Linked DNA regions of Mus musculus: region 1 is linked to region 2. A link is a loop called in an ENCODE intact Hi-C map of the cell type or tissue named here. Cell type or tissue: heart. All regions are shown on one strand. Links, peaks and the distances in the headings refer to the core of each region. The heading gives the core; the rest is flanking DNA.

Region 1 (9,635 bases), core at 628-8,627, 380 kb before region 2:
TAAAATTATACAATATTTTCCAAAGAAAGAAAGAAAGAAAGAGAGAGAGAGAGAGAGAGAGAGAGAGAGAGAGAGAGAGAGAGAGAAGGAAAGAAAGAAAAAGAAAAGAAGCCAGTCAGTGGTGGCTCATGCCTGTAATCCCAGCACTTGGGAGGCAGAGGCAGGTGGATTTCTGAGTTTGAGGCCAGCCTGGTCTACAGAGTGAGTTCCAGGACAACCAGGGCTATACAGAGAAACCCTGTCTAAAAAACAACAACAACAACAAAAAACCAAGAACAACAACAAAAAAAAAAAAACTTTTCCTTTTTTAAATATTTATTAATTTATTTTATGTATATGAGTACACTGTAGCTGTCTCCAGACATACCAGAAGAGGGCATCAGATCTCATTACAGATGGTTGTGAGCCATCATGTGGTTGCTGGGATTTGAACTCAGGACCTCTGGAAGAGTAGTTGGTGCTCTTAACCCTGAGCCATCTCTCCAGCCCCATCACAAGTCATTCTAATGCTATGTTCCTTTAGCAGAATAATAGTATTAGCTTTCCTCCTAGGCCCACGACCTGTTTAGCCTCGGGTTCTTGGCTACTTTAGCAGTGCCGGGTGTGAATTCCATCTCAATAAACCCGTTCAAAAATGTGGTTGGAGCCGGGTGTGGTGGCACAAGCCTTTAATCCCCAGCACTCGGGAGGCAGAGGCAGGAGGACTTCTGAGTTCGAGGCCAGCCTGGTCTACAGAGTGAGTTCCAGGACAGCCAGGGCTACACAGAGAAACCCTGTCTCGAAACACCAAAAAAAAAAATGTGGTTGGGAAATAGAAGCTATGAATTTAAAGACGTGTGGGGAAAAGGTATCTGAAAGGGTTTGGAGGGTGAAAGGATAAGGGAGACATGTTGTAATAAATCATAATCTCAGGAAAGTTGTTTAAGTGCTTGGTTACGCCGATAACATCTTTACCACTATTGCAGTAACATATTGTGGCGGCAGGTTAATGTTGTAGATCGCGGGGTTCAGTAGCTTGGTTGAGGATTTCCTTTCTCCTCTGGTCATCTGCGGAGTACCTTCCAGTACCATGAATGCCAGGCAGTAGGGGTGAAGCTTCTAGTTAGACTTGATCAGGCTCCTATCCGTTTGCCCATGGATCCCTCTCTCTTTCCTCCCTGATTTTAGATTCGGTGCTCCCTCGGCAATGTGCCCAGGTAAGTTGTTCTTCTCCCGAGACCATGAAACTGTCTACCTGGATGCTTCACAGAAACAATCTACACAGATCTGAGAACTAAAATTGTTTGCCCACAAGGTTGGGAAGGCTTGTTCAAACCTCTCTTATTCTCAGCATTGCTGGGAAGGAGTCAGTCAGTCCTTCTGACCCCTGGCAAATGACCTAAGACTTCCTTTCCAGAAGTTGTAGGTATCTTCTTCCAGATGTTGTAAATCACGTCCATCGGAAGAGGCTGACAGAGTAGGTCTGCTTCCCAGACCCTCAGTGAGCATGCAGGCCTCCCAGATTTCTTTACTTACTGCCTGATCACTACTTCTCCCTTCTGTGTCCCCCTGACCCTTTCTGGATACCTAGTGTTTCTGCCTTGGATTTCCTTGGTCAAGAGTTGGCATTTCTTAACATTCTTGCCTATTTCCTAATTCCCTGTTGCTCCGCTTTCAGATAATGTCCCTTACAAGAAGTTCTAACCTTGCATAATAGTCTCCCTGTCTGCAGTCATGCCTTTGTTGGCCAGAGCTATTTTTGCTATGAATGTTCCTTTTTATCTGGGGAGGAGGAGCTATTGTAGCCCAGACTAACCTTGAACTCACTTTGACTTCCTAACTGGCCTTGATCTTGTACCCTCCTGCCTTGGTCTACCCAGTGCTAGGATTAGGCCACAGACAGTACCTGGATTTGGTTCTATTACTGACCCTCCAGATCCCTAGAGACTGGCTGGGTCAGGGAAGACCAGGCTCCTTCACAGACTCAGGGCTACACCGTGCTTAGTGCAAGCCTATATTTATGTCTGTAATCCTGGAACTGGAGTTACAGGTAGTTGTGACTGTAACTTAACAGTCTGGAAGGCGGGCTGCAGAGATGGCTCAGCGGTCAAGAGCACTGACTGCTCTTCCAGAGGTCCTGAGTTCAATTCCCAGCAACCACATGGTGACTCACAGCCATCTGTAATGGGGATCCAATGCCCTCTTCTGGTGTGTCTGAAGACAGCGACAGTGTACTCACATACATGAAATAAATAAATTAATCTTTAAAAACAAAAAAAGCCAAAAACAGTCTGGAAAGGAGCAGATTAGCTTGTTTGAGTCAGGGGAGACCTTTCTGGTCTGCTCTTGCCCAATTTAGCCACCAGCTTGACTGCAGAAACACCCCAGATTCCTGTCTATCACCCACATATTGCCCACAGTGAGCCTCACATCCACTCCCACTAGACACATGTCTCTGTGCTTCTAGCTCAAGATACAGTTAAGGGTCACCCTGAAACAAGGAAACACGGGCTCTGCAACATCAGTGCCGAGGCCAGTCAGGGTGAGGCTCTGCTCAGAGGCAGGCAGGCAGGGAGACCGAGGAGGGCTCTGTCTGCAGACAACAGAAGCTGGGCCTGCCTCCAGCCACATGGGGGAAACTTTGACCTGGCCCTGCAATGTGGGCAACCTTTGAGATCAGCTAGGCTCGGTTTTGGTCTCTCCGGTCTTCCATTTTGCTCTAGGAAATAAGCATGGTTATCAGAGGCAGTGGTAAAATGGCTTGTGCTCCTTAAGAATCAACTCTGGGAGGAGGGAGAGGAGCAGGGGTGGGCAGGGCTAGGGGCAGAGGAGCTAGAGAGAAGTGGCTGGGGGCTGAGAGATGCCACAGGATCAGTGACAGTGGGCACAGAGAGAAGACAACTGATGTGTGTGATGTGCAGTAGGGCTATCCAGGGACCAGGCATGTGTGAGGGTAGGGAGGCAGAGAGATTGGTTTGCCCTAATGCTGCTTGTTTTCTAATGTTAATTTGGGTCCCCCCAAAACTGTTTGCATGAGAGAGACCCTGCCCCAGATAATTCTGATTGGTAAAAAAAGATGCCAGCAGCCAATAGCTGAGGAGAAGAGAATAGGCGGGGTTTAGGGTTCCAGGGCTTGGGACCACTACAAGGAAGGAGAGGGAGCCGCCATTCCTTAGAAGAGAGTGCTGGAGAGGAGAAAGGAGCCACCAGGGGTTAGCTGCACCATTTTAATGTGGCCATGTGGGCTGGCTATTGGATGAAGCATACAGTAAATAATAACTTGAGTTATGGTTAGGAGTAAAATTCTAGCAGCATGGAGGGTAGGTAGTTGTCCCGTGCTACTTAAGATATATTAAAATATAAAGGCTTTGAGTGTTTGTGTGTGTTTCATCCAGGAACATAAATGGTCAAAGGTGGGAAATAACTGCATCGCAGAATTTATTAAAATATTCACACTACCGACTATTTCACACCACAAGGGAGAGCAGGAGCCAGGTCTAGAGGCTCTTATCCTGGAGGCCTGTCACTCAAGCAGGGCTGCTCTCCCCGCCTGCTCCCAGGCACCATCTCCAGCCCCTCCTGAGTAGAATGAATCTAGTGGTACTGATGAGAGAGCCAGGACTGACTGCCACCTCCTCACCACATGGGATGCTCAGGCTACTCACTGGGCAAAGGTGTGCTGAGGCTGCCTGTGCTGGACAGATGGACACATGGGGCTTCAGGCACAGTGGCTGGGAGCACTAGCTGCTCTTCCTGAGGTCCTGAGTTCAATTCCCAGCAACCACATGGTGGCTCACAACCATGTGTAATGGGATCTGATGCCCTCTTCTGGTGTGTCTGAAGACAGCTACTGTGTACTCACATACGTAAAACAAATAAATAAGGGCTGGAGAGATGGCTCAGCCGTTAAGAGCACTAGTTGCTCTTCCAGAGGTTCTGAGTTCAATTCCAGGAAACCACATGGTGGCTCACAACCATTTGTAATGGGTTCCAATGCCCTCTTCTGGTGTCTGATGACAGCTACAGTGTACTCATACATAAAATAAATAAACAGAACTTAAAAATCATATATATATATGATTATATATATGTGATATATAATATATATATAGATAGATAGAGCGCACCACCAGCTCTTACAGGTAATTTGGGCTCAGTCCCAGTACCCACATGGTATGGCTCACAGCTACCTGTAACTGCAGTCAGTTCTAGAAGATCAGATACATTCTTCCTAATTCTCAGGGCACCAGGCATGCTTGTAGTATACAGATGTTCGTGCAGGCAAAATACTCATACATGCAAAGTAGTAATGTCTTTAAAGACTCAAAGCCACTGGGGGGGGGGGGGCTTTCTGTTTGTATGTTTGTTTTTGACAGGGTTTCTCTGTGTACCCCTGGCTGCCCTGGGACTCCTGTAGAGCAGGCTGGCCTTGAGTCTATCACCACTGCCCAGCATACACACACATTTTTAGGAGCATAGTTTTCACGCCTTAGTTAGGGTTTCTATTGCTGTGATAAAGCGTCCTGACTGGGGAGGAAAGGGTTTGCTTCATCTCACAAACTGCAGTGTATCATCGGAGGGACTCAAGCAGAGGCTGTGGAGGAAACTCGCTCACTGGCTTGCTACAACCTTGAACTACCTGCCCGGGGTTGGCATCACCCACATCAATCATTAATCAAGAAAATGCCCCCAAAGACTTGCCCACAGCCAGTCTAGTAGGGGCGTGTTCTCAACTAAGGTTCCCGCTTCCCAAATGACTCTAGCTTATGTCCAAGTTGATATAAAACTAGACAGCACACAGGGGAAACATCTACACATGTAACATGAAAATAAATAAAATATTAGAAATCATCACAAAACCCAGTTCCTGTGTATTTCCCCCCTACTAATCTCAGACTTAATTTGCTTTTAGTAGCTGAATATCACAGCCGGCCGCTATTCTCAGTAGTGCCGGTCGCCACCAGGTGGCGCTGTGCCCTTACCGCTAGAGCTGCAACCCACAGCGTGAGTCGACCTTGAACGCTGTTTTTGCACCCCACCCCCATTTCGCCTGGAAAGATAAGGCGCTTATTCCGAGGCTTTCTCCTGTAGTTGCCTCTTTGGTAGCGAGGCTAAGGGTGGCCCTCGGCTGAGCTGAATTACACATTCGTGGAAGCGCCGACTCTGCCACCCTGGAAGGCTGGGCACGCGTAGCTAAGCAACAGGTGGGAATCAGCAGTCTGAGGACTTGTGGCCTGGACCCAGGTCCCCTGTTAGCTCCTGGGGATCCTTCAAATCCCCACATCACTGACAATTTACAAGAATTGAAATCTCCTTCATCTTGAAAAAAATCTGTCATTATATATTAAATTTAAAAAAGAAGGAAAGAAAGAAAGAAAGAAAGAAAGAAAGAAAGAAAGAAAGAAAGAAAGAAAGCAAGCAAGCCCCGGATCAGGATCTGAGCACTGCAGTCACAAGGTGGGGGGCCTCTGGCCAGCTGTGCTTTTCACCCAAGGACAATTCAGGGTCAAGCTTACACCACACCCCCACATCACACACACACACACACACACACACACACACACACACACACCGTCCATCCTGTAGGGGAATGGCTTCCAGAAGAAGTGCTGCCTTCACACAGGCCAGGCTGGCTCAACATCCTGTACATTCTTTCATCTGCTTCTCCAGTGACCCTCATCAGAACTTGGGGTCCCACACAGGTACCTGGGGGCGAGGGTGGGGGAGAGGACGGACACAAATTGCTCATAGCTATTCATTCCCAATCGTGGACAGCCCAGCACAAAGCCTAGCTCAGGGCAGCCTCCTGCAGAGGGGGAAGCTATTGTTGGTCCTGTGGTGTTCACAGCATTTGATAAAGATGTCCATGCAGAGATGCTGCAGTGGAAGAGCTAGAGAGAGCACCTGCTCAGCTACATACCTACCTAAACACACACACACACACACACACACACACGGGGGGGGGGGGTGAGCAGGGAGAAGTGGGAGGAGAGGGAGAGAGAGAGATCAGATTCTGGAATGGGTGGGTCAGGGACACTTCAAACTGACTCAGCAGAATTCTTGACAGGTGGTGGTCCCAGCACTTGGAAGGCAGAGGCAGGTCAGGTGGATCTACATGAGTTCCAGGCCAGCCTGTTCTACAGAGTGAGTTCCAGGATCATGGGGGCTCCCCAGAAAAAATCCTGTACTGAAAAACCAAAATAAAGGTCTAGAGAGATGACTCAGCGGTTCAGAGCACTGCCTGCTCTCCCTGAGGTCCTGAGTTCACAACCATCTGTAATGGCTGTTGGGAGCCGCGCCCACATTCGCCGTTACAAGATGGCGCTGACAGCTGTGTTCTAAGTGGTAAACAAATAATCTGCGCATGTGCCAAGGGTATCTTATGACTACTTGTGCTCTGCCTTCCCCGTGACGTCAACTCGGCCGATGGGCTGCAGCCAATCAGGGAGTGACACGTCCGAGGCGAAGGAGAATGCTCCTTAAGAGGGACGGGGTTTCGTTCTCTCTCTCTCTCTTGCTTCTCTCTCTTGCTTTTTCGCTCTCTTGCTTCTCGCTCTCTCTTGCTTCTTGCTCTCTTGCTTCTTGCACTCTGCTCCTGAAGATGTAACAATAAAGCCTTGCCGCAGAAGATTCTGGTCTGTGGTGTTCTTCCTGGCCGGTCGTGAGAACGCGTCTAATAACAATTGGTGCCGAATTCCGGGACGAGAAAAAAACTCGGGACTGGCGCAAGGAGGATCCCTCATTCCGGAACCAGAACTGCGGATCACGTTTATAAAGGTTCCCGTAACACAGACTGTTGAGAAGGATTCAACTGCCGAATTCAGAACTCATCAGCTGGGGAACGACGGTGATAAAGGTTCCCGTAACACAGACTGTTGAGAAGGATTCAACTGCCGAATTCAGAACTCATCAGCTGGGGAACGACGGTGATAAAGTGTTCCCATAAAACAGACTGTTGAGAAGGATTCAACTGCCGAATTCAGAACTCATCAGCTGGGGAACGGAAGTGAGAAATGGCTTTACCAGGTATGTTTGGCCTTGAACTTTTTCTAGTGTTAGGAGCCCTTTTGTTCCTTTTCACATGTTATATAGTGGTTAAGGCAGGGCTGAAAATTCTAGAGGAAATTCAGGGTAATCTATCAGAAGTAAAGCGGGGAGAGAAAGTAGGAGCAAAAAGAAAATGTAGTACACAAACTAAGTATACAGGCCTTTCCAAGGGTCTTGAACCCGAGGAAAAGTTAAGGTTAGGTAGGAATACCTGGAGAGAGATTAGAAGAAAAAGAGGAAAAAGGGAAAAGAAGAAAGATCAATTAGCGGAGGTCTCTAGGAGATACTCGTCACTAGATGAGCTCAGGAAGCCAGCTCTTAGTAGTTCTGAAGCAGATGAAGAATCCTCCTCTGAGGAAACAGACTGGGAGGAAGAAGCGGCTCATTATGAAAGAAAAGGATACCAGCCGCCAAGTAAAGTGCTAACTAGTCATTTAAGGAAAAAGCCAAAAGCGGCTGGCGAAGGCCAGTTTGCTGATTGGCCTCAGGGCAATCGGCTACCAGGTGCACTCCCGCCCTATGCGGAGTCCCCGCCCTGCGTAGTGCGTCAGCCCGTAGTGCGTCAACAATGCGCAGAGAGGCAGTGCGCAGAGAGGCAGTGCGCAGACTCATTCATTCCCCGAGAGGAACAAAGGAAAATACAACAGGCATTTCCAGTCTTTGAAGGAGCCGAGGGTGGGCGTGTCCACGCTCCGGTAGAATATGTGCAGATTAAATATGGAATTAATGCTAATTTTACCTTGGTGCAGTTAGACAGGCTTGCCGGCATGGCACTAACTCCTGCCGACTGGCAAATGATTGCAAAAGCCGCTCTCCCTAATATGGGCAAATATTTGGAATGGAGATCTCTGTGGCGAGAGGCTGCACAGGCGCAGGACCGAGCAAACGCTGCTGCTTTAACTCCAGAGCAGAGAGATTGGACTTTTGACTTGTTAACGGGTCAGAGAGCTTATTCTGCTAAACCTGATAAGAGGTATCAATGGAAGGTCTTACCACAGGGGATGTCCAATAGTCCTACAATGTGCCAGCTTTATGTGCAAAAAGCTCTTTTGCCAATGAGGGAACAATTCCCCTCTTTAATTTTGCTCCTTTACATGGATGACATCCTCCTGTGCCATAAAGACCTTACCATGCTACAAAAGGCATATCCTTTTCTACTTAAAACTTTAAGTCAGTGGGGTTTACAGATAGCCACAGAAAAGGTCCAAATTTCTGATACAGGACAATTCTTGGGCTCTGTGGTGTCCCCAGATAAGATTGTGCCCCAAAAGGTAGAGATAAGAAGAGATCACCTCCATACCTTAAATGATTTTCAAAAGCTGTTGGGAGATATTAATTGGCTCAGACCTTTTTTAAAGATTCCTTCCGCTGAGTTAAGGCCTTTGTTTAGTATTTTAGAAGGAGATCCTCATATCTCCTCCCCTAGGACTCTTACTCTAGCTGCTAACCAGGCCTTACAAAAAGTGGAAAAGGCCTTACAGAATGCACAATTACAACGTATTGAGGATTCGCAACCTTTCAGTTTGTGTGTCTTTAAGACAGCACAATTGCCAACTGCAGTTTTGTGGCAGAATGGGCCATTGTTGTGGATCCATCCAAACGTATCCCCAGCTAAAATAATAGATTGGTATCCTGATGCAATTGCACAGCTTACCCTTAAAGGTCTAAAAGCAGCAATCACCCACTTTGGGCAAAGTCCATATCTTTTAATTGTACCTTATACCGCTGCACAGGTTCAAACCTTGGCAGCCACATCTAATGATTGGGCAGTTTTAGTTACCTCCTTTTCAGGAAAAATAGATAACCATTATCCAAAACATCCAATCTTACAGTTTGCCCAAAATCAATCTGTTGTGTTTCCACAAATAACAGTAAGAAACCCACTTAAAAATGGGATTGTGGTATATACTGATGGATCAAAAACTGGCATAGGTGCCTATGTGGCTAATGGTAAAGTGGTATCCAAACAGTATAATGAAAATTCACCTCAAGTGGTAGAATGTTTAGTGGTCTTAGAAGTTTTAAAAACCTTTTTAAAACCCCTTAATATTGTGTCAGATTCCTATTATGTGGTTAATGCAGTAAATCTTTTAGAAGTGGCTGGAGTGATTAAGCCTTCCAGTAGAGTTGCCAATATTTTTCAGCAGATACAATTAGTTTTGTTATCTAGAAGATCTCCTGTTTATATTACTCATGTTAGAGCCCATTCAGGCCTACCTGGCCCCATGGCTCTGGGAAATGATTTGGCAGATAAGGCCACTAAAGTGGTGGCTGCTGCCCTATCATCCCCGGTAGAGGCTGCAAGAAATTTTCATAACAATTTTCATGTGACGGCTGAAACATTACGCAGTCGTTTCTCCTTGACAAGAAAAGAAGCCCGTGACATTGTTACTCAATGTCAAAGCTGCTGTGAGTTCTTGCCAGTTCCTCATGTGGGAATTAACCCACGCGGTATTCGACCTCTACAGGTCTGGCAAATGGATGTTACACATGTTTCTTCCTTTGGAAAACTTCAATATCTCCATGTGTCCATTGACACATGTTCTGGCATCATGTTTGCCTCTCCGTTAACCGGAGAAAAAGCCTCACATGTGATTCAACATTGTCTT
Region 2 (9,635 bases), core at 455-8,454:
CACACAGCTGAGTGAGTTGACGTGAGGACTTGGTGGGTGTGAGCACACCACTCAGGAGACAGTGTGAACTTCTTAGCATTGATTTCCTGGTGAGTGAAGTAAGGTAACCAGGCCATGGCTGGTGTGACAGTGCCCATGGGAATGGAAGAAGGGAGAAAGGCAGGTCTCTTAAGCATTCTCTGAATCGTATATCTAGGAAGGATTCCCATCTCTTGTTCTGTAGCCCCACCCTGGTCCTGGGTCCCTGCCTGCACCCCAGGGTATGGTGCATGTTACATCGAGAGTGCACCCTGAGAGAACAAACGGCCCCGTGTAGAAGAGAGCCAGAGGCAGTGGGCTGATTAACTGGAACAAGGCAGTCTGAGGGCTGGTTTTGTTTGTTTGTGTTTTGAGTCAGGGTTTCTCTGTGTAATGGCCCTGGCTGTCCTGGGACTTGCTCTGTAGACCAGGCTACCAGGCTGGCCTCAGACTCACAGAGATCTGCCTGCCTCTGCCTCTGCCTCAAGTGCTGGGATTAAAGGCTTGCACCACCAGGCCCGGCCAGCTGTTTTTGACTTTCTAGAGTAAAGCAGCCACCCGCGCTCCTTCCCTGTGAGTGCTATGCTTTCTGAACACCAGAGGTCCACAGTGCATCAACAGAATGGAAGCTAGGAAGGCAGAGGGAGTAGTGGGCAGGTGGGACAACACACAGGCTGGGAGAGTCACTTGGGTGGCACTGGCCCTCTGGGCAGTATGTGTCTCCACTTGGACCAAGATTCTGACCTGACACAGGGGAACCCTGGGTTTCCTGCCTTGACTGCACCTGGTAGCCCCAGAGATTCCTTTCCAACCCAGGGGGTTTCCAGAGGCTCCAGGCATCACTGAGACTGGGCAGGGCTCTGAGGTAGGTGCCTTTGTCACATCCCTTTGCTGGGGTCAGGCCTACAGAAATCAATCAGAGGTCTCAGCTTTAATGCAGAAATCCCAGCTGGGGTTTCCCTTTCCTGATCAAGGCAGTAAAGCCTGGCTCAGTCCAATCACAGAGACCCTAAGGCAAACTGATGCCCGTCGTTGTTGGTTAGGGGTGGTTGGGGGAGGGGGCGTCCTTCCTACTCCCCTCTAGCATGAGCTAGAGGTTACTTTAGCTTATTTCACGAAACAGTTCATTTTCTAGATTGATCCCAGGGAGAGAGAAAGAGAGGGAGGGGGTTGGGGGAGGGAGAGTAGGTGTGCCTCCAATTTCCATCAAGTCAGAATTTAGTAAAATCGTGACAAAAACCACTTGTCCAGAGAGCAAGTCAGAGACTGCCAACGGGACCGCAGTTAACAAAGGCAAGGCACACTTCAGCTTTTGAGAGGTGCTGGGAGGAAAGTGCCTCCCTGCCTTCCAGAAGCCTGTTCCCATGGAAACCACAGCCAGTACTTAAGAAACGGAGATGCTGGTGTGCTGCCTCCAGAGCCTTAACCAAGACCAGGCGCCCGCTAGAGGCAGATGCTGGAACTACACCTGGGGACTTGCGAGAAGGCCGCGTGCCCGCTGGCTGTCCCGCTCCAGGGTCCAGACCAAAGCTCCCTGCCAATAAGGAGCTCCACGGTGATTTCAGTAGGGGTGGTGGTGGTTGATAGAGCAATTAAAACATGGGTAGAGGGGAATGGTGGGTGGGAAGACGATAGGAGATACACATTAGATGTTAGGGAAGGTAGAGGAGTAGGTGGAAGGCTACAAAGATGCATGATTGATGGGTGGAGATGTCATAGCGGATGCGTGTGCAAGTCCATGGGCACAGGCTGCAGAGCTGTCTGTAGTGTGACCTTCCTGGGGACGTGTCTGAGGACTAGCTGAGGAAAATGACATGCAAAGGGAAGGAGCAGGGGTGGGGGTGGGGGCGCATTTCCAGCCAGAACCTGCTGGCAGCTACTTCAGGAAGAGAAGAAGGAGTGGTGCTCCCTTCAGCAGGGTCCTGTGGTCCTCCCAGGGCAAGGCATGGGTCACGGTATTCTGCCGTTTAACTGTGTGAGGAATCGGCTGTGAATGCTGGGACTAAAGATGTGTACCACCACTGCCCAGCCAGACTAAGGATTTAAAATTTTTTCTTCTTCTTTTTTCTTTAAAGATTTATTTCTTTTATGCATATGAGTGCACTGTTGCTGTCTTCAGACACATCAGAAGAGGGTATCAGATGGTTGTGAGCCACCATGTAGTTGCTGGGAATTGAACTCAGGACCTCTGGAAGAACAGCCAGTGCTCTTAACTGCTGAACCATCTCTCCAGCCCCAGACTAAGGATTTTTGAAAGATACTGAACTTTTAGCCAGGCAGTGGTGGGGCACGCCTTTAATCTCAGCACTTGGGAGGCAGAGGCAGGTGGATTTCTGAGTTCAAGGCCATCCTGGTCTACAGAATGAGTTCCAGGACAGTCAGGGATATATATACAAAGAGACCCTGTCTCAAAAAAGAAAAAAAAAAAAGATACTGAACTTTTATAGTGTTTGAATTTCTAAGACCATGGAACTTCTTAAGTTTGTTTTATATTGTGATGCTGATATTAATGTGTGAGAAAAAAAAAGGTTGTGGCTTAATAGTGACATTTCTGTCAAGTTGACAAAGAGTTTCTTGCCAACTTGACATAAGCTATCATTGTCTGGAGGGAGGGTGCCTCAATTGAGAAATGACCCTGAAAGGCCAGTAGGCAAGCCTGTAGGACATTTTCCTGGTCATGTAGGATGGCCCAGCCCATGTGGGTGGTGCCACCCCTGGGCTGGTGGCCCTGGGCATTATAAAAAGCAGACTGAGCAAGCAATGTGAGAGCAAGCCAGTAAGCAGCACTCCTCTGTGGCCTCTGTCAGCTCCTGCCTCCAGGTTCCTGCCCTGATGTCCTTCCTTCCCAGATTGCTTTTGGTCATGGTGTTCATCACAGCAACAGAAACCCTGAGCGAGCAGGTAAGGAAGGGGTGGGTCCTGGGTGGGTGGTCCTGCCAGGAATAGAACCTTAAGGTTTGGTCAGAGCCTGTGGGGAGGAGTCTAACAGAGAAAGGGAGAATGTGAACAGGCTAGGTTCCTGAGGTCTGGGTCCAGCAGAAGCATCCTCTCTGGGCACAGACTCACATGAGGGTCAGAGCCCACATCAAAACCAGTGGGGCAGTTAAGAAAGCGTAGAAATAGATGAGCTTGACATTTAATTCAATAGGCTCTTAATAAAGCAGGCAATCCCCCCCCCCCGCGTGGTGTGAGTGTGTGGGGCTGTTCTTGTCTTCTTGTTTGATCCCCTGGTGATCTTAAGAGAAAACCTTCAGGGCCCCAGGATAGCCTTCAGAGCTGATCCAAGCCATAATATCCCCAGCTTGGGTTTTTGCTTGCTCTGTGGCCTTCAGACATCATCCCTATTGCAATGAAAGGTGTGTGTGTGTGTGTGTGTGTGTGTGTGTGTTGTTTTGTTCGACTAGCCTCGAACTCGAGAGTCTCCTGCCTCTGCCTCTTGAGTGCCGGAGTTAAAAGTATGTACCACCACCGCCAGGTTGGAAAAATATTAAAAATAAATTACATTCAGTCCACCTCTCTGTAACTACTACAGGCTCTCAACTTGGGGACTCAAATACCTGTAGATGCAAACTGTCCAAAAGCAACAGTTTCACATTGAGTATGGTCTGCACTGAACTTGCATGTGCCTCCCCTCACCCCTTATTTCCTTTAACAAAGCATGGCAGCCATTGGTGTAGACTTTTGCCTTGTACCAAGAGTGAACATGAAGTACATAGGAAGTTCTATGGGGTTCTGTGAAGATAGTTTGGAGATTTTAGTGTTAGTTAGGGATTTTAGTGTTGGTGATGCTCAGTGTTTGTGGGGGTCCTGAAACCCACCTCCCCATCAGTACCAAGAAATTCCTTTTCTCCTGTGTGTTCATGTGTGTGTGTGTTCATGTGTGTTTGTGTTCATGTGTGTATGTGTCTGTTCATGTGTGTATGGGCTTGGGGAGGGGCCTGTTTTCTGATGGAGGTCACACAGTCAAAGAGGCAGAGCCTCTCCTGGTCCATCACCTCCTTAGATCAACTGGACTGCCCAGAAAAGAACAAGGTAGCCAGGTGAGCATCCGCATGAACTGCCACACCCAACAGGACAGGGCATGGCAAGTTCCCACACTGTGAACAGGGGGTACTGCTGGGTCGCCTGGTTCACCCCCATAGTCTGGGGCTGTATGTCGGAGGCCAAGCCGCGGACTGACAGGCGAGGGTTCACACTGGGAGCAGGGGCTGTCATTCGGAAGACCCGCAACAGGTGAGTTGCAGAAAAGCCTGGTGGTTCTTCAAACAGCTGCCCAGGCAGCTGCACTCCTGGGTGTCTCCCCCCCACCCCCCGAGAGCAGTAAAGAGGCCTGAGCCCTGAGAACAGCTCAGTGACATGCAAAGACCATGCATCACTGCACAATCCCAAGTGCGCCTGTGCAGAGCAGCCCCACCCCCACCCCCCACCGACATGACGCAGATCAGAGGCTGCCGACCCAGGGAGCAGGCTCACCAGGCGTAACAGATGTGTAACTGCTGGCGGCTGCCCAGTTCTGAGAATATCCTGTTATCTCACGAATGAGACAGTGGGTATGTGCCTTGTGACTGCTCTCAAAGCTGTGAACACGGGATTGAAGATGGCCACTTTCGCACAGATAATGTTATCCTCTGGGGTGCATGGCACTGCCTGATCTCCATCAGTCAAGATCCACAGTCAATGTTGAGGGACTTGGTGATTCTTGTCTGGAGTCAAGCAGTTACTAAAGAGACTGCAGACATAGAAGTGCTTCACATGGTGGTGCTGGCTGCAGGTCTCCCCCAGGGGAAACAGGCGTAGAACCCAGGGCCTCACTCAATTAGAACCAGGGTGTCACACCCAGTGACTGTCCTAAGCAGCTCTCTCAGAATGGTGACCCACACCACCCAATGCTGTCTCCTGTGCACTCTGGGATGTGCTTAGGCTACCACAGCGTCCAGGGGCAGAGACTGCTTAGGCACTGTCTTTCCTCCCATGACCTGGCCTCCTGCAGCCCTGGATGCCCCAGTAGTGACCCCAAGGAAGGGACAAGCCCATAGCAGCAGGGCTTGAGTCTGCTCTATTCAGAATAAGAGCCCAGTCAGGTCATGCTCAGGCTGCCAGCTGGGGTCTCTATAAATGCTGTGTACAGTGTCCCAAAGAGAGGTGGTGACAACAGCCAGGCTCTCCTGCCATGGCCCTGTCACTTCAGTCTCAGGAACCTCCTGAAAACCCTCAACAATGCAAGTCTGAGATAGGAGCACAGAGCATGAACCCACGGGCAGGCTCTATTGCAAGGGTTCTCAGATGCACATAAACTCAAAAGTAAGATGAAAATACACACCTCACCCAGGAAGTGACATCTGCTATACCCCTACACACACACACACACACACATCCAAAAATGGGAGAAGCAGCCATGTGCTGTAAGGACCCGCAGTTTATTTGTGGGCAGCCAAGGGTGGAGGGGACAGTGACCACACAGTTACTTGGTTTTGTTTTCCTGACTATGGTGGAGGGAAGCTGAGACAGGGATTTACTCTGCAACCCAGGCTGGACTCAGTCTCCAGATCTTCTGGCCTCTCTGGCTAGGATCAGGCACAGCCATAGCATATGTACAAGTGAAATGTTGAGTGTTTTTCTGAGATGCAGGTCATGGCTCTGAGGCAGGATCATGCTTAAAGGCTGGGACTAAACCAAGAGTTTCTTCCGTCCTCCTCCTGCTCCTCCCCTATAGGACGGACGCTCAGAACCTCGGCATTCAGAGGCTGCAGGAGCATGCCCAGGTATCCTGCCCCATTCCACCATGTGCCAGCCTGGGCTGTGCACCTCACTCTGCACTCTGTGATGACTGTATCCTCTTCTTGGGTTGCTGGGCCCCAGCCCCCTTTGCCCTAGCCCCGGGCTTCCTCCTCTTCCCAGGAGGACCCCCTTGGCCAGCCTTCTCATCCGTTTTCCTGTTCCTCTTCCTCTTCCTTCCTGGGCCTGGGTCTGCACTTGAGGATTCTGCCTCACTCCCCGCTGTGGACAAAGTAAGGCTTGTGAGCAAACTCCTGGGACAATATGGTGTCCTTCAGTCACGGCAGTGCCAGCACTGGGGACAGCACCAGCTATGGCTGCTGACCAGGGTGAGCTTCATCCTGGGTCCCAGGATGATCCCAGGGAGGGCTCAGGAACTGATCTCCAGAAAGACTAGCCAGAGGACAGGGTGAAGGGCCCAGACATGGAGCAGGGTGTGAAGACAGTGCAGGAAGAGAGGTAGAGATGGCTATCTGACAAGAGGGCCAGGGGCCGTACCCCCAGGACCAGCAAACATTAACTCAACCTGCTGTGTCAGAGCTGAAAGACGGTGTCTGGGCTGAGGCTGGGGCCATGCCAAGGGCAGGCTGGTGAGAAGATACTGCCCAGCTGGGACCAATATGTATGGGCCTCAGTGTGGAGATAGCTGGGCCAGAGACAGGGTGAATGCAGTGACCTTTGGCAGGGCAGATGGCAGATCCTAGGTTAGCATATGACCAGGTTAACCCCTGAAAAGACTGTCAGCTCAGGCAGGGCCACCAACAATGCACAGCAAGCCCTGGACAGTCTTTAGCAAGAGTGTCACAGGCTAGCACATACACAGCAGGAAGGCAGGGCTAGAAACCTGAAACCAACAGTTACATGGGAAGAGGCTCAGGACCACTAAGGAGACGAGGCAGACGAGGCTCTGATCAAAGATGGCAAGACAGTCAAAGAGAGCACAGGCACCAAGGGCTGAGGGTGGTCCCCAGGCCAGGTGCACTGTGGGGGTCTGTGCATGAAGGGAAGCCTTAAGCATAGGCAGGACAGGCAGGGGAGACAAGGGAGGTGAGCCAGCCCATGTGTTAATCATCACCCAGGATCCTACCTTCCTTATTCTGGGGCTGAGGTTTGGGCAAGCGCTTCTTTTTCTTCTTCCGTTCCCGCCTCCCTTCCAGCATCTTCTTGTAGGCTTTTTCAGGGACATCATCCTCTGGGAAAGTGCCTGAGAACCAGGGTGGCAGTCAGGGTGCTGAGGGGATAGGTCAGCTCCATTCTGTGTCACGGTCCCCACAGACCCAGCTCAGGGCCAGGGAAATATGGAGGCCACCTGAGGCACATGTGCTATGCCACTGTCTATTCCAGCCGGACAGTACAGGCTAATGCTGGGAGTGCACGAAGCTACACATGCGCAGTGGGGCCTCCTGGGCGCTGGTAAAACCCATCACATGCACAACACACAAACACAGTGTGAGCTTCACCTCCAAATACCAGACATGAGTTCATGGCCTCAGGAAGCACCCCTCAGTGACCTCAGAGGAACAGTGAGTGCTGTGGAGCCTTTGAGCCTAACCCTTCCCCCACCGAGACACAGGTCGCTGCAGACATTTCGCATGCTCTGCGCATGTGCGCAAATGCACATGTGTATTGGAGGGACCACCTCAGTGCCCACCAGATCCTCACCTCCAGCCAGCTCCCGCAGCCTGAAAGAGAAGACAGACAACATCAGCACTCAGCTAGTCTAGTCCTCACGGGGGACCAGCTCCTGACTCCCCTTGCTCAGGCCACCTCACAGGACAACACACATGAGAGGCAGTGACTGCTGTGAGGAGGCAGCAGGGGGAGGCGAGACAGGCCTCCTGACTCACTTTTGGATCACTTTGTAGAGGCGCTTCCTGTTCTGAGAAGGGGTGCTCTGTCTACTGGCGAGCTTGAACAGCCTGTTAGCAAGTGCCTCGTAGTCAAACTGTTTCAAAAGATGTGAGAAATACAAGATTCAGTTCATGTCCACATGACCAAACACAAAACCCCACCTCCCTGGGCTGAGGAGACACATGGCCATCACAGGCATTCTCTGCTTGGCCACGGAAACGGACTCATCTCGCTCAGCATCTGCCAGCAAAGCCTGCAGACAGAGACTACAACCCAGCAGGCACCACCCCTGCCTGCCCCAAGGAAGCAGCAGACTTCAGAAGGCAGCCTGCTCTCCAACTTCATTTCTTTTTGAGGCAGGGACTTACTGTGTGGCTGGCATAGAGCTCACTACTAAAGTGCAGAGATTAAAGTCCCTCTGATTTTAACTCCCAACTAGCCAGAGCAGACAGGTAGGAAGAAACCAAATGAAAAGAGATCAACACATCCTATATAACCAAAATACTCAAACCTACTCATGTGACAGGCTGTCAGCATTGAAGCCTTACTGACATCCGCTGACCGCCCCGATCCACCTGACCCGTCCTCTGAGCTGACTCAGAGCTATGACCCAAATGCAGATCACTAAGTCTGTGCTACCCTGTTCGAGGCCAGCACCCCAACAATAGAGGCAGACCTAGGGGTGCAGGCTACCTGCTTAAAGCATGAGGAATGCCACAGGAGGGCAGCAGGAGCCCTACATCAGTCTCTCAGCAGTGAGCAGGAGTTACCCATCCTTCCCTGAAAGCCAGCCTCCAGGAAGGCTGTCTGCTCATCTCCGTTGCTCTCCTTCCCCCGGCAGTGGGGCTGGAAGGTAAAGGCTAACCGTGTGGCCTAGACATGGATGCCTACCTGGAGGACAGGGCCAGCGTTCTCCTCGTCATCCCACGCCTGTTCCTTGTCTGCCTCAGGGCCAGCCCTATGTGCGGTGCCTAAAAACAAATACGGAACCTGAGCTCAAGGTACCATGCCTAGTGTAGGGGCACCCCAATACCAACACCAAGCACTGAGGACCCTCTTGGTCGTGCACTGACACAGGCTGGGGAGGGGACAAGGAGCTGGGCTCATGGGGAGTGTAGAGATGAGGAAAGGCATCCCAGGGGAAGGGTGTAGGTCAGTGGGCACCTTGGGCAGCAAAGGCAGACTGCAGTTATCCCAGCAGTGGGTTAGGCCAGGGACCACTGGAGCAATGCTTGGCTTAGCTTGGAACACTGAGCTGAGCTGTGTGCTCAGAACTGTGCCAGCAGTGCCTTCCTGGTGTGGAGCAGAGTTAAAACGGGGCCTTGTTATGTTAGCTCTAGTGGTCTGGTTCTCCCTTCACAGCCCAGGATAGCCCTGAACGTGGGCAATCCTCCTGCCTCAGCCTCCCAAGTGCTACGGTATAGGTGTGTGCCCCCACAGGCCACTCAGCATAGTTGTAAGTGAAGGCTTGTGGACAACAGTGCTGTGGGACACTTTGGCAAGGACAACGGCTGCAGGATGGTTTGCTGTGCAGAGTGGCTGATGAGCCATGAGCAGGCATCAAGGGGTCTCCTCTGAGAAACTCTTAGGATGTCTGGGCTACCAAGAAAGAGAAGTTAAGAGAAAGACAGGCAAGACACACAGGATGCCAGGCAGTGTGCCTGCTGACCCACAAGAAGGGGGCCACTAAAGCTGGCACCAAAGCTGAAAGAAGACCCTCACTGAGACTCCATGACCACAGCATCAAGACAAAGAAAGCCAAGCTAGGCCCACTGCAACCAGACACCTGGCCCAAACCCAGAGCCAGTGAGAGGCCATTTACAAGGAGAGCGTGCAGCACATTCATTTGCCCTTGCTACACTGTGGGCAGATGCCGACTGTCTGGCGGGCAGGGGCATGGCAGGGCAGGGCTGAGGGGCACAGAGGAAAGGTGACTGATGGAAGTGGAGGGTCCAGGAGAAGGGGTAGGGAAAGGCTTGGGTGTGACGCAA

Evidence for each region. Hi-C counts contacts between places; a loop is a spot of excess contacts. Peaks named below come from ENCODE experiments on the same cell type or tissue, not always from the same donor. Only the 100,000 strongest peaks of a DNase experiment are listed, where the experiment ranks them.
Region 1: a loop joins it to region 2, with 2.6 times the contacts of the local background. A loop is called at or near these places in 6 of 42 quality-filtered maps.

The regions. Positions count from the first base shown.
Region 1 is chr10:78,013,963-78,023,597 of GRCm38, forward strand. No RefSeq gene overlaps it. Among named protein-coding and RNA genes, the nearest start is that of Pfkl, 9.0 kb to the left of the region's middle. In heart, for the core only: a CTCF peak has its summit at 4,930 (motif pointing right); a DNase peak (open chromatin) is centred at 5,019; H3K4me3 peaks cover 408 bases; H3K27ac peaks cover 1,657 bases; H3K27me3 peaks cover 254 bases.
Region 2 is chr10:78,394,970-78,404,604 of GRCm38, forward strand. Rrp1 (ribosomal RNA processing 1 homolog (S. cerevisiae)) reads right to left here. Exons shown (of 13, transcript NM_010925.2): 9 at 8,536-8,615; 10 at 7,641-7,738; 11 at 7,456-7,475; 12 at 6,881-6,997; 13 at 5,393-6,015. The coding sequence ends at 5,825. Among named protein-coding and RNA genes, the nearest start is that of Mir6907, 8.8 kb to the right of the region's middle. In heart, for the core only: a CTCF peak has its summit at 1,471; DNase peaks (open chromatin) are centred at 1,462 and 4,532; H3K4me3 peaks cover 836 bases; H3K27ac peaks cover 940 bases.